Linked DNA regions of Homo sapiens: region 2 is linked to region 1. Evidence: read pairs that join two places in POLR2A ChIA-PET (ENCODE). Cell type or tissue: GM12878. All regions are shown on one strand. Links, peaks and the distances in the headings refer to the core of each region. The heading gives the core; the rest is flanking DNA. Region 1 overlaps MTA3 (metastasis associated 1 family member 3). Region 2 overlaps KCNG3 (potassium voltage-gated channel modifier subfamily G member 3).

Region 1 (6,578 bases), core at 1,749-4,248:
AACGAGGGGGCAGTTTCCAGAGACAAAGGGAGAGCGTGAAGTCTCAGTCAACATCACCCTCCTAGGATGACTGGACTACAGAACCACGAGCTTTACTTACAAGAGGAAGGAAAAGCCTGCTTGGCACACGTGGCTCGAACAAGCTGCGCTTTTCCCAAAGCCAAATGTCAACTGGGTAGATAGGAGGGGCCTCCCTTCTCCTGCTTCAGACCTGGCCTGACTCCTGTCTCCAAATCTCTTGGGCCTGGGTGAGAGGGCCTCTCCCAAAAGGCAGAGAAAATGAAGCTGGCAGCTGAGTCACGGGCAGCTAATTGTTTCCAGAATCTGCAGTCACCACTTAGTAGGGGTTCAGAGAGAAAGTGAAAGGGTGAGGGAATCATTTCCCCTTCTGGGTCCAAGTACGACAATAAATCCAGAGCAGGGTACAGACAGACAGCTTTCCTGTGTCTTTTTCTTTAGGGAAGAAACATCCACGTGATGCGGCACCTCCTCCCAGGTCTTTGCTGAAGGGACCCCTCAGTGGGAACCCTGAGGAGAACCCCTGCCTGCCACCTCCACCCCTCTCACCAAATGCTTCTGACACAGGCCCCACCCTCAGCGCCCCAAGCCAAGACCCAGCACAGCTCCAAGAGTGGGTGGTGGTGGAGACATCCCATGCTCGCCCTTGCAGAAGCCTAAGATGAGAACCAACTCCTCCTCAGAAAAGAAGCTGAGATGTCTGCAAAACCGCCCTCCACCTCACACAGCACGCTCTCTCTGCCAAGCGGAGCTCAGCCTCCGAGGACACAGACATCTACAGCATCATTATCCTTACCAAGTTACCTCGTGCTTCCCAGGGTGTCAATTCAATTGTAGCCACTCTGTCTTGCAACAGCTTGGCTATTTGGGCCTCTCGTATCTGCCATCCAGCTGCCTCCTAGTAACCCCAGAGATGGCTGGGAGATCAGACTCCAGTTGTCTTTCTTGGGACTGTGACCCTGTGCCTGCAAACAGAGGGCAGGGGAGTTGCCAGCCTCACATCTGCTCAGGGAGCTCATCGGGCGCTGAGCTATTCCTATCCTTGCAGCTGCCAGCACAAGTAGCACAGCTACTCAGCACAGCTGAGTGGCCAACTGTGATGCCACCAAGGGCTCGTGCCGAGGGCAGGTGGGAAACACGAAGAGCCCAAGCCAAAGGAGCAGGCAGGTCCCCCGGGGCCTAGGTCACATGTGCTCACAAGATGTTGGGCTGGAGGGGTGGGGGTCATGGGGTTGGCCACACAGACTCATACCCACAAACACAGTTCTCTCACTCCACACCTCTAGGCCAAACAGAGTCTGTCTGCTTAAAATGAAACTAGGTCATTTGTGACCTGCTGTAGGACCCACCTGGCAGCAGTTCTTCATCAGCTGGTTTGGCTGCAAGGGAACAGGGCAGTAAGCAAACGGCTTGTCACAGTGATACACACGCTTGGCACTTTTAACAACTGCTCTTGCTGGAGCTGTCTGTGACCAAGCAGAGCCGGGCAGAACACCAGTTTCTCTCCAACCACAAAACACAGATGATGAGTTTACAGGCTTATCTTTTGTCAGAACCTCGGTAATTCTGTTCCTTGGAGGAGTAGGAGGGAGGGTCACATATAGGAATGCAGAGGGTAAACAGCAAATTCCCCCATTTCAAAAAAACAAGGATGAAGCCTATCGAGAAAAAGCTGAGTGACGGTAACAGCAAGGACAGGGAAATACCTTGAACCTCATAAACACTGGCGCATTTCTTAAGAAAAATCCATTCAGAAAGATGCCATGGCCCTCCTGTACATATTTAGTAACTATACAGCATAAGACCGAGCTGAGCGGACACATGCAGGGTGGCAGCGGCTCTGAGCTTGCAGCAGCCCCACTGCCAAGTGGCCGCTGTTGCTGGGTGGGGCGCAGGGCGCTGCAGAAGGGAGGAGGTGGAGGGGTTCCCTCAGCCCCTCAATTCTCAGCAGGTCTCGCTCCGTAACAGCGAGGTCTCTGACAAGAAAGCGAGGTGCTGCTGATCCACACGTGGAGACACAGGATTTGGAACGTGCACTCCCACAGTTCCTTCCCCGCCCCATTGCGTCTCCATGGATGCACGCAGAGGTCTCCCACTGAAATGTACTGGGAGTGGGGCTGCCTTCTTCCCAGGCACGGCTGTGAACATCAGCAGGACAGTGCAGCAAGTCTTGGATTGTAGAATGAATCAGGGAAAGCTCAGTCTGACACACAGCACGTGAGTTCTAGAAAAGGGAAGTAACAGTGTGAAGGTTAAACAAGTCCCGATGGTGGAGGCAAGATGAAAGGGAGGATGGACTCACCCCTCCCAACATCACAACCTTCAGGGAAAGGAGGCTCAGCAGTAGGTCAAAGAAAATCTCATGACTAGGCCAGGTGTGGTGGCTCATGCCCATAATCCCAGCACTTTGAGAGGCCAAGGCCGGTGGATGGCTTGAGGCCAGAAGTTCAAGACAGTCTGGACGACATAGCATCACTCTGTCTCTACCAAAATAAAAATAAAAAGTTAGCCAGGTGTGGTGGTGCATGCCTGTAGTCCCAGCTACTTCAGGAGGCTGAGGGGGGAGGACTGCTTGAGCTCACAAAGCCAAGGCTGCAGTGAGCTGTGGTCGCACCACGGCACTCCAGCCCAGGCGACAGAGCAAGACCCTGTCTGAAAAAAAAAAAAAGGGCTCACAATGTAGTTTAACACTGGATCAAAGGGAAAGTTTAATTAGGGCCAATAAAATATATAATTGATACTGAAGGACGGAAAGATCTTAAAAGCTGGGTTTTGAATAGGCGGGTTTAGTGGTCACTGGAGAGGTGCTACAGTACACCAGGCAAGAGAAGAGACTCATGGAACTTTTCTGACGGATACTAAGGAATAGGGAACACAGTTGGCTGGGAGGAGGCACGATCTCATCTGAGCTCATCATAATTAATCATAATGATGTGGGCACCCAGAGGCTATGAACACATTTCTTGTAGGAGGGGAGTGAACTTCACTCTCCCACAGTGTCAGGAACTATTCCTATGCCCCTCACTCCCACCCCCTCCACTTCCCCAAAAACCTTCAACTCTGACCATCTGGAGACTACAGCAGAGACAAGTAAATGAAAAAGCAGAAGTGGCCTGCAAACCACATCACCACCGTGTTGTATTAGAAAGTTGTGAAAGCTTTTTACTTAGTTATTAGGAAAGTGGCTAGGAGGGAAGTGGGGTTGTTTGCTGAGAAGGGATAAGATGCTCAGATATTCTCTGCCCCAGGCACATCACCCTGCTGCCAGGAAAGGACCCAGCAATGCTCACCTTCACAGCCTCAGAGCATGCCAAGGAAGGGCTGCAGGATGGAGCAGAGCTGTGTCTTCACTTCATGAGCTTTTCTAGGATAGGGAAGATACCTGTACCCAGCTTGGTATTTGATATGAGCTCAGCAAGTATGTGTTAAATAAAGGCCCAGATAAATTCAGTTTAGGAATCATGCTAACCTTGCTTTATTGAACATACTGTAGGTTATGTAACTACCTTATTTAACCTTCAGCAGAATCTTGGGAGTGTCAGAAAGGTTAAGAACTTGCTCAAGGTCACAGTAAGTAAGCTGAGGAGTCAAGATTTGAATGTAGACCTTAATTTGTGTCAAGTTTTTCCTACTACACCAAGCTGCTCATTCTCCATCCAGCCCAGTGTTCTGCTAACAGCCCAGTAAGAGCATCCTGACCTCCTCAGTGTCTAAATGGAAGGTTATGTAAGTGTCAGCGTCTCCTAGGAGCCACTCTCTCTTTTTGTATTTAGTGGAGCAGGAGCTCTGTCATTCATCTGTCTAAACCCTTATGGAATTAAACCACCTATCAAAAGAGCTGCTTTTAATAGTTTCCCAAGTTTCTAGCCTGCCATGGTAAATTGTGCTTTTATTTGTGCCAAACTTGCCTGCTGCGGTTTCAGAAACAACCCTCTCCTCCTAGCATCTCAGGTTCTGGTGCCCAGGCTCCACTCTGCCTTCTCCACCCTGGCCACGGTTTTCAATTGAGACAGGCCACCTCTCTGTATTCTGGGCTGAAGAATCCCAGTACTTACCACCTGCCCTTACAAGGTTATCACTTCACTCTCCTCTGCTCAGAGCTTCCCCAGATCCTCTGCATTTCCTTGGAGCAGGAACAAGAGCCAGATACAGAGACTCAGCACAGTAGCACAGGCAGAGAGCCCCAGGAAAATGTCTACATCAATTCTCAGTCTCCTTCCTAGACCATGATGTAGCCCAAATCATTTCTCTTTTTGTTTATTTATTCTCAAATGTATTAACCTATATTTGCCACTTTGGTACGTACTCGCCCTGACTGACAGGCACTTATTTTTTTGTTTGTTTGTTTTTTGCAAAATTTTCCCTAATGGTTTGACTACTCAGAAGTACTTGAAGTCCATGGACTTGGAGATTCTGCACTTAAATCAACCAATCCAATGAAAGCAATCCAGCCAGCTAGCTGGTGGCTTCTGAGTTAGTTTCCTTTCCTTCTGAAAATCAGAGAAGAAACCACAGAATTTTAGAAGCTGGAAAGCAGATAAATGAGTGATAACAGACTATGCACTCAAGACAGACAGACTTGAAGGTTCAGTGTGGAAAGCTGAGTACCCAATTTGTCTAGAGAACCCCAAAGGCTCATGAAATGACACCAGGTACCTCTGGAAGTAGGGGAGGGGACTGAAGCAAGGAAGAGGAGTTAAAGGCTCTTTGAGAAGCAGCTGGATCCCAAGAAGCTCTCCCAACTCCATACCACCAGGCAACTGTCTACGTCCCACCAGTCGAGATATTTATTCTCTGACGAGGACAAAACCGTTTCAGGCCTAGGGGACACGAGGCACCATGCACAGCTAAGGACAAGGCTACAATTATAACAGAGAGAGATCAAGTGAACCTATGTCTACTGAATGGTGAGCCCCCAGCCTTCTTCCCATGAAGCTCTCAGAATGCAGGTAACAAACATTTATCCTCTGGGGAACAGATAGGAAGAAACTTCTCTGGGGAATCTGACAAGCCCATGAGAAAATATCGAAAGAAACTGGCATTTATCGTCCAAACACCAGGCCAACCTGATCACCCTACAGTGAACTGCACTACAGGTTCTGCCAAGAACAAGCACAGAGCTTTCACTCTGATTTTTAGTCTCCTACTTTTAAACATTGTTTGACAACAAAGGTCACCAGGGAAAAAAAAAACAAAGACCCTCTAACAGCAGGTGTTAGAGACCAAATAACACATAATCAACAGAAGAGTACAAATTGGAAGAAACAGAGAGAAGAAACAGAGAAGAATACTTAAACAACAAAAAACATGGCCAGGCGTGGTGGCTCACACCTGTAATTCCAGCACTTTGGGAGGCAAAGGCAGGTGGATCACAAGTTCAAGAGATCAAGACCAGCCTGGCCAACAGAGTGAAACCCCGTCTCTACTAAAAATACAAAAATTAGCCAGGTGTTATGGGGCGCACCTGTATCCCAGCTACTCAGGAGGCTGAGGCAGGAGAATCGCTTGAACCCAGGAGGCGGAGGTTGCAGTGAGCCGAGATTGTGCCACTGCACTCCAGCCTGGCGACAGAGTGAGACTCCGTCTCAAAAAAATAAATAAATAAAATAAAAATAAAAAGCCACTATCATTAATATCCTCAGGGAAGAAAAAATACAGTATCTATGAAACATACATAGTATGTTGTTTTTTCTTAACTGAGAGAAACAGGAGGGGAAGCACATAGAAGGACTGAGGAGCTCTGCTTCCTATCGTGGTAGGCTAATTTGACTAACCCTCCAGCCAGTAACAGTGATAAACTCTGGACGAAATATAAAGAACAACTGTTTGAGGCCAGGTGTGGTGACTCACGCCTGTAATCCCAGCACTTTGGGAGGCTGAGGTGGGAGGATCACTTGAGGTCAGGAGTTCAAGACCAGCCTGGCCAACACGACAAAACCCTGTCTCTCCTAAAACTACAAAAATTAGCCAGGCATGGTGGTGGCCACCCGAAATTCCAGCTACTTGGGAGGCTGAGGCAGGAGAACTGCTTGAACCCAGGAGGCGGAGGTTGCAGTGAGCCGAGATCATGCCACTGCACTCCAGCACGGGTGACAGAGCAAGACTCTGTCTCAAAAATACAATAAAATAATTTTTTTAAAAAAGAACAACTGTTTGAAAGTACTAGAGAGCAACCAAAATCAGGTAAAAATTGGAGGGGTTATGAACCTAGAAAAAAGAGAGACAAAGTAAGAAAAAGTGAGACAAAGTGAGAGCCACTCTTAAGTGTCTTTCCCCATGAGCACATTCATGCAGTATGAGATGAATATAGCTCAGGCAGAAAGCTACAGTCTACTAGGCTGAGGAACCAGAGGTCAGAGCTTGAGGCAGCCAATGCAGCTGGAAACTGAGGGAGGAGATCCTGCAGAGGAAGGAGACACAGAAGGGGGAGCCCTCAAATCTACATACAAACTCCCCTCACATTACTTGCTTATTTCTGAACTATGCAAGTACAGGGTGAGATTCCCAGGAGCCCGATGGAAAACATCAGCTAGAAGGCTCAAGGAGCCGAGCAGTGACTT
Region 2 (6,578 bases), core at 2,081-4,580, 270 kb after region 1:
ATCATCATATGCAGTTAGTAATGAATAGGATCCTATATTAATAACACATTTAATAGCACATTTAATAGCAAACATCTGGAAACAACGTAATTAAAAAAATAGAACAGCTGTTTTTTTATTTTTATTTTTTTGAGACAGGGTCTTGATCTGTCACCCAGGCTGGATTGCAGTGGTACAGTCTCCTTTCACTGCAACCTCTGCCTCCCTGGCTCTGGCGATCCTCCCACTGTAGCCTCCCAAGTAGCTGGGACTACAGGCACACACCACCGTGCCTGGCTAATTTTTATATTTTTTGTAGAGATGGGATCTTGCTATATTGTCCGGGCTGGTCTTGAACTCCTGGACTTGAGTGATCCATGTATCTCGGTCTCCCAAAGTGTTGGGATTATAGGCATGAGCCACTGTGCCTGGCCTAGAATAGCTTTATTGAGATATAATTCACATACCATAAAATGCAGTGGTTTTTGGGATATTTACAAGATTGTGCAACCGTCACCATCTAGAGTGTTTTTGTTTTTGTTTTGAGGTGGAGTCTTGCTCTGTTTGCCAGGCTGGAGTGCAGTGGTGCAATCTCAGCTCACTGCAACCTCAGCCTCCCGGGTTCAAGCGATTCTTGTGCCTCAGCCCCCTGAGTAGCTGGGATTACAGGGGTGTGCCACCATGCCCAGGCCCGGCTAATTTTTGTATTTTTAGTAGAGACGGAGTTTCACCGTGTTGGCTAGGCTGGTCTTGAACTCCTGACCTTGTGATCCACCCACCTTGGCCTCCCAAAGTGCTGGGATTACAGGTGTGAGCCACTGCGTCTGGCCTACTGCCTGGCTAATTTTTAAATTTTTTGTAGAGACAGAGTCTCTCTGTGTTTCCATTCTGGTCTTGAACTTCTGGCCTCAAGCAATTCTCCTGCCTTGGCCTCCCAAAGTGTTGGGATTATAGGCATGAGCCACTATGCCCGATCTGTAGGTTATATTTTTAAAAATCAATTGCAAGTTGGTTTTATGGCTCCCCATTCATGTATTCGTTAAATTCAACAAACATTTATTGAGCACCGACTATGTATTTAGGACTGTTTTAGGTGTTGGGGATATAGCAGTGAATAAAACAAAGTCCTTGCTTTCAATGACCACCTATTCTATTAAATAAATACATAACACTGTAGTCCCAGCTGTTTGGGAGGCTGAGGCAGGCAGTTTGTTTGAGCCCAGGAGTTTGAAGCCAGCCTGGGCAACATAGTGAGATCCCATCTCAAAAGAAAAAACACAATGTAAGTTATCTTTCATGGGATTAGAGAAAAACAACAACAAGAAAAACCCAGAGGGCGATAAGTGTTATGAAGTAATAAGTCAGAATAAGGGGTGTGCAGAGTGTAAGTGTGCGCCATGATTAGTACAGGCCTCTGTGATAGGTGATGCCTGAATAGGGTCCTGGAGGGATGCAGGAGGCACCTGGGAAGATAGCTGGGTGAAAGAGTTTTAAGCATAGAGAAGAGGAAGCACAAACCAATCCCTGAGGCGGATATGTCTTTGGTCAATTGGAGCAACAGGAAGGAAACCGAGAGAGGTGAGAGTGGTGGGGAATGCGGGGGAAGGCAGGGGACGTGTAGCCCAGGAAGCGCCTTATAGATGCACCAACTAAAAGGATTTAGGTTTGATTGTTTTCTTTTTACCATTTGTTAAGGATTTTGGATTTATATCTGAATGTGGGTTTTGAGGAGAATAGAGAATTTGGCTTAATTTTAAAAGGTCGCTTTGGTCTGCATGTGGAGTATAGACTCCAGGGTCCTGCAAGGGTGGAGCCAGTGAAGCCAGTTAGAACCTCAGTAAGAGATGCAGGGTGGGTTTCTTGGCTAGCTCACAGAAGCCTTTGGTACTGGTATTTGGTTTCTCCTGGATGGTCAAGGACTTCCTTGAGTCCTGGGTTCAGGCAGCTAAAGGTCCTGTTGATCCAGGCTGTGGTGTCAGGGTTTCCCTTTTTCTGGGTAAAGATATTCTTATAATCAGCCAAGTGAGCCTCTGGCCTCATGGTATGACAAGGGTCTCTACTCATCCCCCACACACTTTGTTGCAGGACCAATGGGAGTCTGGAGCTGGGGTGGGCAGACTATAACCCGCAGACGAACTCAGGCCCACTGCCTGGTTTTTGTGTAGCCCCTGAACTAAGTAAGAATGGATTTTGGCCAGGCGCAGTGGCTCATGCCTGAAATCCCAGCACTTTGGGAGGGTGAGGCGGGCAAATCACCTGAGGTCAGGAGTTCGAGACCAGCTTGGCCAACATGGCGAAACCCTGTCTCTACTAAAAATAGAAAAATTAGCCAGGTGTGATGGTGCATGCCTGTAATCCCAGCTACTAGGGAGACTGAGGCACAAAAATTGCTTGAACCCAGGTGGAGGTTGCAGTGAGCCAAGATCACGCCACTGCACTCTAGCCTGGGCAACAGAGCAAGACTCCATCTCAAAGAAAAAAAAAGGATTTTACTTTTTTTTTTTTTTTTTTTTTAAGATGGGGTTTCAATATGCTGCCTAGGCTGGTCTTGAACTCGAGCTGAAAGGCTCTTCCTATCTCAGCCTTATGAGTAGTTATGGTTTTTACATTTTGTAAATGTTGAAAAAAAATTGAAAGAAGAATATTTTGTGACTCGTGAACACTACATGACATTCACATTTTAGTGTCCATAAATAAAGTTTTATTGGAACACAGCCACACTCATTCTTTTACATATTGTTTATGGCAGCTTTCCTACTACTTTGGCAGAGGTGGGTAGTTGCAATAGAAACTGTATGGCCTGAAAAGCCTAAAATATTTACTATCTGGCCCTTTATAGGAAACATTTGCCAACCCCTGATTTAGAATGGTGGTGCCACCCAGGCCTGGACTTAACACTTTACCAGTGTCTAGCTACAGGACCTCAGGCACGTTCTTTCCCTAAGGCTGAGTTTGCTTGTCTGTAAGATGGGGATAATGAGAGTACCTGTGATATTTGGTGGCTTCCAGGATCAGGAAGTGATGCCTGATTCTAGTCTTCTAACCAGCCATGCTAAGCGCCCTTGGATCCAACTGAGGACCACCCTGACTTACAGAGTGTTCTATTTCCCCAAAGTACTAAACAATAATTAGAACTTATTGAATCATGATAGTTCTGGTAGAACAGGGGCTTTTATGGTTGGTGTGGGATATCAAGTATTTAGAAGTTAAGTACTATCTGTGTGTGTTTTTGTTTGTTTGTTTTTGTTTTCTAATTTGAGACAGAGTCTTGCTCTGTCACCCAGGCTGGAGTGCAATGGTGCATGCAATCTCAGCTCACTGCAACCTCCACCTCCTGGGTTCAAGCAATTCTTGTGCCTCAGCCTCCTGAGTAGGTGGGGTTACAGACATGTACCAACACGCCTGGCTAATTTTTGTTATTTTTAGTAGAGACAGGGTTTCACCATGTTGCCCAGGCAGGTCTTGAACTCCTGGCCTCAAGTGATTTGCCCGCCTTGGCCTCCCAAAGTGCTGGGATTACAGGCGTGAGTCACCCCGCCTGCCTGATTTGTGTTAATTTCAGAGATGCTTAAGCCTCATTTATGCCACTCTTTTTTTCTTTATTTTTCTTTCTTTTTTTTTTTTTTTGAGACAGGGTCTTATTTTGTCACCCAGACTGAAGTGCAGTGGTGCTATCTTGGCTCACTGCAGCCTCGACCTACTGAGCTCAAGCGACCCTCCTGCCTCAGCCCCCCAAGTGGCTGGGACTACAAGCATGCACCACCATGCCCAGCTAATTTTGTTGAATTTTTGTAGAGATGGGGTTTTGCTCAGTTGCCCAGAACTGGTCTCAAACTCCCTAGCTCAAGGGATTTGCCCACCTTGGCCTCCCAAAGTGTTGGGATTATAGGTGTGAGTGACTAAGCCTGGCTATTCCACTTTTATATGACGATATTCATGCTTGAGCTCCACCTTGGAAAATACCAGGATTCACTACTTGGAGCTGATTGTGAGATGGCAAGTTACTTCTGGGTTCTAGTAAGTGCTTTATTCTTTGTATCTATCCTAGAGAAAGAAAGTTTAGCTATTCTTGAGTCTGACTTCGTAAATCTGGTGGCTGGGGAGGCAATGTGTGATCAAAACTGGGATTCAGGAGATAGGTGCTACAGATTGAGCGTCCCAAATCTGAAAATCCAAAACGTGCCAAAATCTGAAACTTTTTTAGTGCTGACATGATGCTCAAAGGAAATGCTCATTGGAGTATTTTGGATTTCGAATTTGGGATACTCAAGTGGTATTATGCAAATACTCCAAAATCCAAAAAAAAAAAAAAAAAATTCAAACTCTGAAATACTTCTAGTCCCAACCATATTAGAAGAGATACTCAACCTGTATTAAATCAGGGACAGCTGTTTTAGTAATGTATTAAAAGTTTATGATTTTATATGAAATAAACTGGGATGCACACTTTAAGAAAGGAAGTGAGTTATATGTGTTAATATTACCCAGTAACTCTTGAGGCATAACCAAGACGGGACCCTTGCCCTCAAGTAGCCATAGAGCCATCTATGAGAGAAGGTGAGATGGTGCCGCTGTGGAAGGCAGTGCAGGTGGGGGACAGAACTAACACAGCCTGGGGTGTCCCAGAAGGGCTTCTGAGGTTATGTCATTTGAGTGACACCAAACTGTGTTAGTTTTTATATCCTCCACTACCATGTACTCAATTTTTTTTTTTTAAGCTTTACCTAAGAATGTCTTTGACAGGCCAGGTGTGGTGACTCAGACCTGTAATCCTAGCACTTTGGGAGGCCTAGGTGGGAGGATCACTTGAGCCCAGGAGTTCAAGACCAGCCTGGGCAATATCATGAGACCTCTTCTCTACAAATTAAGAAAATTAGCTAGGCATGGTGACGTGCACTACTCCCAGCTACTCAGGAGGCTGAAGTGGGAGAATTGCTTGAGCCCAGGAGGTCGGGGCTGCAGTGAGCCATGAAGGTGCCATTGCACTCCAACCTGGGCAACATAGTGAGACCCTATCTCAAAAAAAATTCTAGTTTAATATATAATATGATAAATATAGATAGATGTAATTTACATAAAACAAAAGCTCCTTTAGATCCTCAGGAGTTGAGTGTAAAGGGGTCCTGAGCCGCAAAAGTTTGAGAACCATGGTTTTAAAGGCAACCAGTTTCCAAGTCCTCAACTTCAATGTGGACACCTATAACAAGTAGGCCTGAGAACGTGCCTGTGGTAAAGGCTCCAGGCTCTCCTTTCACAATTCCAACTCCCACTTTACAAACGAAAAACACTCCTCTCACTCATCCAGAACCTTACTAAGGTGCGTTGTGTCAGGGTATAAAACCCTGTGGGATGCCCGTGAAAGAGGTGACTCAAAAAAATATATATATATTTTTTGAGACGGGGTCTTGCTTTGTCACCCAGGCTGGAGTGCAGTGGCACGATCTTGGCTCACTGCAACTTCTGTCTCCTGGGTTCAAACGATTCTCTGGCCTCAGCCTCCCTAGTAGCTGGGATTACAGACATGCACTACCATGCTTGGCTAATTTTTATATTTTTAATAGAGACGGATTTTCGCTATGCTGGCCAGGCTAGTCTCGAACTCCTGACCTCAGGTGATCCACCCACCTCGGCCTCCCAAAGTGCTAGGATTGCAGGTCTGAGCCACCATGTCCGACCCCGACACAAATATCTAATAAAAATTTTGTATTGACCAGCTACTTGGGAGGCTGGGGCAGGAGAACGGCGTGAACCCGGGAGGTGGAGGTTGCAGTGAGCCGAGATTGCGCCACTGCACTCCAGCCTGGGCGACAGAGCAAGACTCCGTCTCAAAAAAAAAAAAAAAAAATATATGTGTGTGTGTGTGTGTGTGTGTGTGTGTGTGTGTATATATATGTGTGTGTATATATATGTATATACACACACATATATATAGTATTGAAAAATTTGTCTTGAAATATTTTAATGTATCGTCCCTTTCTGCCTTTAAGCATAAGAGTAACTAGTGTATTTAGCAGTCACTGGAAACCTTTTGATCTAAGTATTTTTTTTTAATCAGTACTTTTTTTTTTCTTTTTTTTTTTTGAAACAGAGTCTTGCTCTGTCGCTCAGGCTGGAGTGCAGTGGCGTAATCTCAGCTCCCTGCAACCTCCGCCTCCCGGGTTCACACCATTCTCCTGCCTCAGCCTCCTGAGCAGCTGGGACTACAGGTGCCTGCCACCACGCCCGGCTAATTTTTTTTTTTTATATTTTTTAGTAGAGACGGGGTTTCACCGTGTTAGCCAGGATGGTCTCGATCTCCGGACCTCGTGATCTCGCCGTCTCAGCCTCCCAAAGTGCTGGGATTACAGGTGTGAGCCACCACGCCCGGCCTTAAGCAGTACTTTTGAAGAAGTGAGAAAGTGAATGACTCTAATCATGGGCAACAAATTCTTTTGCAAAGTTATATGATTATCAGTTCTTTGCTTTTTACAAATGTTTTATTTTGTCCGGGCATGGTGGCTCACACCTGTAATCCCAGCACTTTGGGAGGCTGAGGCTGGCAGATCACTTGAGGCCAGGAGTTCGAGACCAGCCTGGCCAACATGGTGAAACCCCGTCTC

What was found. Peaks named below come from ENCODE experiments on the same cell type or tissue, not always from the same donor. Only the 100,000 strongest peaks of a DNase experiment are listed, where the experiment ranks them.
Region 2: POLR2A ChIA-PET joins it to region 1 with 7 read pairs; 4 of 35 experiments call an interaction of 5 or more read pairs at or near these places.

The regions. Positions count from the first base shown.
Region 1 is chr2:42,749,038-42,755,615 of GRCh38, reverse strand. MTA3 (metastasis associated 1 family member 3) reads right to left here. Exons shown (of 17, transcript NM_001330442.2): 17 at 1-2,242. The coding sequence ends at 2,217. Among named protein-coding and RNA genes, the nearest start is that of OXER1, 12 kb to the left of the region's middle. In GM12878, for the core only: no CTCF peak of the experiment used is centred there; a DNase peak (open chromatin) is centred at 3,145; H3K27ac peaks cover 1,362 bases.
Region 2 is chr2:42,476,674-42,483,251 of GRCh38, reverse strand. All of the region lies in intron 1 of KCNG3 (potassium voltage-gated channel modifier subfamily G member 3), which reads left to right. Among named protein-coding and RNA genes, the nearest start is that of KCNG3, 14 kb to the left of the region's middle. In GM12878, for the core only: no CTCF peak of the experiment used is centred there; a DNase peak (open chromatin) is centred at 3,240.